Regions from separate parts of the Homo sapiens genome. Here region 2 is linked to region 1. A link is an interaction called in ENCODE POLR2A ChIA-PET data of the cell type or tissue named here. Cell type or tissue: Panc1. All regions are shown on one strand. Links, peaks and the distances in the headings refer to the core of each region. The heading gives the core; the rest is flanking DNA. Region 1 overlaps LRP4 (LDL receptor related protein 4). Region 2 has its middle 6.6 kb from the start of PACSIN3.

Evidence for each region. Peaks named below come from ENCODE experiments on the same cell type or tissue, not always from the same donor. Only the 100,000 strongest peaks of a DNase experiment are listed, where the experiment ranks them.
Region 2: POLR2A ChIA-PET joins it to region 1 with 5 read pairs; 6 of 35 experiments call an interaction of 5 or more read pairs at or near these places.

What each region holds. Positions count from the first base shown.
Region 1 is chr11:46,909,328-46,912,238 of GRCh38, forward strand. All of the region lies in intron 1 of LRP4 (LDL receptor related protein 4), which reads right to left. Among named protein-coding and RNA genes, the nearest start is that of LRP4, 7.8 kb to the right of the region's middle. In Panc1, for the core only: no CTCF peak of the experiment used is centred there; no DNase peak of the experiment used is centred there.
Region 2 is chr11:47,191,535-47,194,445 of GRCh38, forward strand. It overlaps the pseudogene RPS20P26. Among named protein-coding and RNA genes, the nearest start is that of PACSIN3, 6.6 kb to the left of the region's middle. In Panc1, for the core only: no CTCF peak of the experiment used is centred there; no DNase peak of the experiment used is centred there; H3K27ac peaks cover 309 bases.

The DNA.
Region 1 (2,911 bases), core at 138-2,637:
CGGGCGCGGTGGCTCACGCCTGTAATCCCAGCACTTTGGGAGGCCGAGGCGGGTGGATCATGAGGTCAGGAGATCGAGACCATCCTGGCTAACAAGGTGAAACCCCGTCTCTACTAAAAATACAAAAAGTAGCCGGGCGCGGTAGCGGGCGCCTGTAGTCCCAGCTACTCGGGAGGCTGAGGCAGGAGAATGGCGTGAACCCGGGAAGCGGAGCTTGCAGTGAGCCGAGATTGCGCCACTGCAGTCCGCAGTCCGGCCTGGGCGACAGAGCGAGACTCCGTCTCAAAAAAAAAAAAAAAAAAAAAAAAAAAAAGGAGGAATCACCATTCGTTTATAATATGCTAAAGCATATTAGCATATGCCTCTCTCCTTTTATCCACTGGCAGCAATAAATACAAGTTCGTTGAATGAATGAATGAATGAATGAAACACTCCTCTAGAATCTTGTGAAAGCTGGAGTCAAAGGAAAAGAGACTCAGAATATCATAAATAAAAGTAGTTATTTCCTACCTAACCAGTGCTGGAGAGAACAGGAATCTTCTCGTTTGCAAGGCAGCCTCTTTGTCCTACCCAGGTTTTGTTTACTCCTTTCTCCTACAAGAGTTCCTTTCACCAGCTGTATTATCCGGCTGTGAAACTGACACGCCATGTTTCTACTTATTTCTGTCCCATGGTCCCTTTTATTCCCGATTCCTAGAGGCCAGCTTAACTTGGTTGGTTTGGAAAATCTACCAGGTGAAGTCTTCTCCTCAGTGGCCCGTTTCGAAAGGGACATGTCGGGCACATGATTGCGGGTCCAAGCAAGTTCAGCCCTCTCTTGCTACTGTTACATACAGAAAAGAAGTCCTTAATGGTTAGCCTCCAAAGTTATGAGGCAGAAGAACATAATGTTAAGCACGGAGGAACAAAACTCCCCAGGATAAAAATCCTGACTCTGCTAAGTTCCTAGCTGTCTGACCCTGGGCAGCTATTTAACCTCTTTATATATAATTTTCTCATCAGGAAAATTGGGATAATAAAATCCCCTAACTTACAGGAATGTTATGAGAAATAAATTAGTTAATTCATAAGAAGGACTTAGCATTACTGCCTGGCACATACTAAGTGCTCAATAAATAATAGCTCTTGTTATTACTATTAAAGATTTGGCTTACCCCAGAACTGTCACATCCAACCACTCCATGATTAAGACCTGCTATTTTAGGACTTGAGATGTTTGAAAACCCTACTGTGTACCAGGCAGCAGTACCACCACCATGGGTTAAGTTGGTGGCATGAATAACTGCAGAGTCTTGCTTTATTGCCTTTCTCTGAAAGAGCTTGAGGCACATGGTATCCTTTATCCTTGCCCCCTTTTTTTTTTTGAGGTGGAGTCTTGTTCTGTCACCCACACTGCAGTGCACTGGCACAATCTCAGCTTACTGCAACTTCCATCTCCCGGGTTCAAGCGATTCTCCTGCCTCAGCCTCCCAGGTAGCTGAGACTACAGGTGTGTACCGCCACACCCGGCTAATTTTTGTATTTTTAGAGTAGAGACAGGGTTTCTCCACATTGACCAGGCTGGTCTCAAACTCCTGGCCTCAAGTGATCCACCTGTCTCGGCCTCCCAAAGCACTGGGATTACAGGCACGAGCCACCACACCCAGCAAATCTTTGCCTAATTTATCACCAACTAATTCTGAGGAGCCAAGGACAGGAGAGAGAATCCAGAAACTAAAGTACAGAGCAATTAAGAAATGGATTAGCTTCCACTTTTGTAAATCAGGAGTAATAACAGTATCTATTTCATAGGGTTGCTGGGAGGTCTAAATGAAATAATACGTATGAGGTTCATACTAGACAGCTGTTATTGTTTTTCTTGTTATTTGTACTAATCCCATTATCTTCATCTGGATATGTCCTCTCTCTCAACCTAGTAATGTAGCCAATGCCAGGCTATCTTTGTATAGATCCTCAAAATTCTACCTGCCCTACCTGGAAGCTGTCAACAGATTTCACAAATCCAACAGGGCTCAAACATGGCTGTGCTCTGTGAAGGGCTGCTCAAAATATTGCTTTCCCTTCCCCCTACATCTCAAATCAGAAGGTCCACACAGTAACAAACCACATTTGTTTATGGCTGTTCAGGGAGCAACAAACCACATTTTTCTGGAAACCTTTTAAAGTCTCTCTCTTCTCCTGAGCCCATGAGTTCGAGGCTACAGTGAGCTATGATCATGCCACTGCACTCCAGCCTTGGCAATAGAGTGAGAACCTGTCTCAAAAAAAAAAAATAAATAAATAAATAAAAATAAAGTCTCTCTCCCTCAAGAAGCACCTGAGAAGTAATTCCTTATGCATTCAGACTCCCTGAGAAGATGTCTGAAAACAGAGGAGAGGTCAATCCAAGATGAAATATAGACCTTCCCAACCTAGATCTTCTGGGATAGCCTGGAATCCTGGCTCAGTTACTCACTATTTGTATGACAGGAAACTGCTCTGAGCCTGTTTCCCATCTGTAAGATGGGAATCTTCTTTTTTTTTTTTTTTTTTTGAGACGGAGTCTCGCTCTGTCGCTCAGCCTGGAGTGCAGTGGCACAGTCTTGGCTCGCTGCAACCTCTGCCTCCCAGGTTCAAGCGATTCTCCCACCTCAGCCTCAGCCTCAGCCTCCTGAGTAGCTGAGACTATAGGCATGTGCCACCACGTCAGCTAATTTTTGTATTTTTAGTAGACATGGGGTTTCACCATGTTGGCCAGGTTGGTCTCGAACTCCTGACGTCAAGTGATCCACCCACCCCAGCCTCCCAAAGTGCTGGGATTACAGGCGTTAGCCATCGCACCTGGCCAATGTAAGACGGGAATCTAATGTTACCTACCTCATAAGGATATTGTGAGGAATAAATATGATATCATATACTAAATGCTTATCAC
Region 2 (2,911 bases), core at 102-2,601, 280 kb after region 1:
AAAGCCATGGCTGCTGCGTGGCTTCCTGACCGACTTTTTCCTCAGCGAGAGTGAACAGCAGTGAGTCAGGAGCAGGAGAGTGCGGACGAGAGACTCACAGCACCTACGACCGCGTCTTCCTCCAATTTAAAAATTTTGAAATTAGGCCAGGCGTGGTGGCTCATGCCTGTAATCCCAGCACTTTGGGAGGCCGAGGCAGGAGGACCACTTTAGGCCAGGAGTTCGAGACCAGCCTGGCCAAGATGGTGAAACCACGTCTCTACTAAAAATACAAAAATTAGTCTGGCATGGTGGTATGCACCTATAGTCCCAGCTACTCAGGGCAGGGCTGAGGCAGGCGAATTGCTTGAACTCAGGAGGCAGAGGTTATAGTGAGCCAAGATTGTACCACTGCAGTCCAGCCTGGATGACAGAGCGAGACTCTATGTCAAAAAAAAAAAAGAAAAATTAGCTGAGTGTCGTGGCACATACCTGTAGTGCCAGCTACTGAGGAGGCTGAGGTCACCGGAGCCTGAGAGGTCAAGGCTGCAGTGAGCAGTGATTGGGCCACTGCACTCCAGCCTGGGCAACAGAGTGGGATCCTGTCACAAAAAAAAAAAAAAAAAAAAAAAAAAAAAATTAACAACTACATGTGAGTAGTGGCTACTGTATTGGACTGTGCAGGTCTCGAATCTCTAGAATAATGAGGTCATGATGGGGTGGAGGTATCAGAGGCATTTGAACCAGAGAGACTCCAGCTTGAATAGGGGCTGGGTAAAATAAGGCTCAGACCTACTGGGCTGCATTCCAAGGAGGTTAGGCATGCTGAGTCCAGCTGATAAAAGGATGCGATAAAGAAGCTGGCCAAAACCTACCAAAACCAATATGGCAATGTGACCTCTGGTCATCCTCACTACTCATTATACGCTAAATCTAATACATTAGCATGCTAAAAGACACTCCTACCAGTGCCAGGACAGTTTACGGATGCCATGGCAATGTCAGAAATTTACTCTATGTAGTCTAAAAAAGGGAGAAACCCACAGTTCCGGGAATTGCCCACCCCTTGACCAGAAAGCTCCTGAATAATCCACCCCTTGTTTAGCATATAATCAAAAAATAACTTAAGTATTCTTAGGGCCGGGCGCAGTGGCTCACGCCTGTAATCCCAGCACTTTGGGAGGCCAAGGCGGGTGGATCACGAGGTCAGGAGATCAAGACCATCCTGGCTAACAAGGCGAAACCCCGTCTCTACTAAAAATACAAAAAATTAGCCAGGCGTGGTGGCGGGCGCCTGTAGTCCCAGCTACTTGGGAGGCTGAGGCAGGAGAATGGGGTGAACCCAGGAGGCGGAGCTTGCAGTGAGCCGAGATAGCGCCACTGCACTCCAGCCTGGGCGACAGAGCGAGACTCCGTCTCAAAAAAAAAAAAAAAAAAGGTATTCTTAGGTGAGCAGCCCTTGCTGCTGCTCTGCCTGTGGAGTAGCTTTTTTTTTTTTTTTGAGACAGAGTCTTATTCTGTCACCCAGGCTGGAGTGCAGTGGTGCGACCTCAGCTCACTGCAACCTCTGCCTTCTGGGTTCAAGCGATCCTCCTGCCTCAGCCACCAAAGTAGTTGAGATTACAGGTGTGCACCACCATGCCTGGCTAATTTTTGTATTTTTGTAGAGACGGGTTATTGCCATGTTGGCCAGGCTGGTCTCAAACTCCTGACCTCAGGTGATCCACTTGCCTCAGCCTCCCAAAGTGCTGAGATTACAGGCATAAGCCACCGTTCCTGGCCAGAGTAGCCATGCTTTATTCCTTTGCTTTCTTAATAAACTTGCTCTCACTTTATTCTATGGATTCGCCTCAAATTCTCTTTCACCAGACCCAAGAACCCTCTCCTGGGGTCTGGATCAGGACACCTTTCTGGTAACAGAAGCAGATGGAAGATGAAGCTGGAAAGATAGGTTGGGATTGGATGGTGAAGATTTGCAAAGTGGGCTAGGGAATTTGGACGCTACCCTATAGGCAGTGGGAAGTGTCCATGAGAGTAGGTAGATCAGATTTCCCCTTTTATTTTATTTATTTATTTTTTTGAGACAGAGTCTCGCTCTGTCGCCCAGGCTGGAGTGCAGTGGTGCAATCTTGGCTCACTGTAACCTCCGCCTCCCGGGTTCAAGCAATTCTCCTGCCTCAGCCTCCCAAGTAGCTGGGATTACAGATGCCTGCTACCATGGCTAATTTTTGTATTTTTAGTAGAGACGGGGTTTCATCATCTTGGCCAGGCTGGTCTTGAACTCCTGACCTCGTGATCCACCTGCCTTGGCCTCCCAAAGTGCTGGGATTACAGGCATGAGCCACGGCGCCCAGCCAGATTTCCCCTTTTTAATGATAACTCTGGCCACCCTGCCGAGAGTAGATCAGAGCCGGCTAAGTGCTGCAGGCAGGGCTGTCTCCTCTGAAGGCTGCTTTGTGAGTTTCCCTCCGTGGCCTCTGGACATTGCCCCAGGATTCCTGACAGGCAGCTGAGTAAAGTATTCTAATTTCACAGCTATGTTTTTCAGAGCTCAGGCAGTCCCGTGTAAAGACTGGTCCCAGTTATTGAGAGCAGTTAACCTCAGTGGGGCAGGCTGTTTATAGGTTACCAAGGCAGACCGATGGCACTCGGGTGAAAATGAATCGCAGGTTTCAACAGTGCAGCCTATAGAGAAAGTTTCTCCAGGGTCAGGAAGTTACCCTATTAAAAAAAAAAAAAATGATGTTACCCTATATAGTCTAAAAAGGGGAGGAACCGGTAGTTCCGGGAATCTGCCATTGCCCCAGGCAGATTCTTTAGCTGGTCCCCGCCTCAGCAGGAGACGCCCCAGGAGTTGCCATTGTGTACTCCGGGTTTCAGCTCTGTTGGCCGGGAGGCTCCTGCTCCAGAAGCCTACCCTGGTGCACTTGGG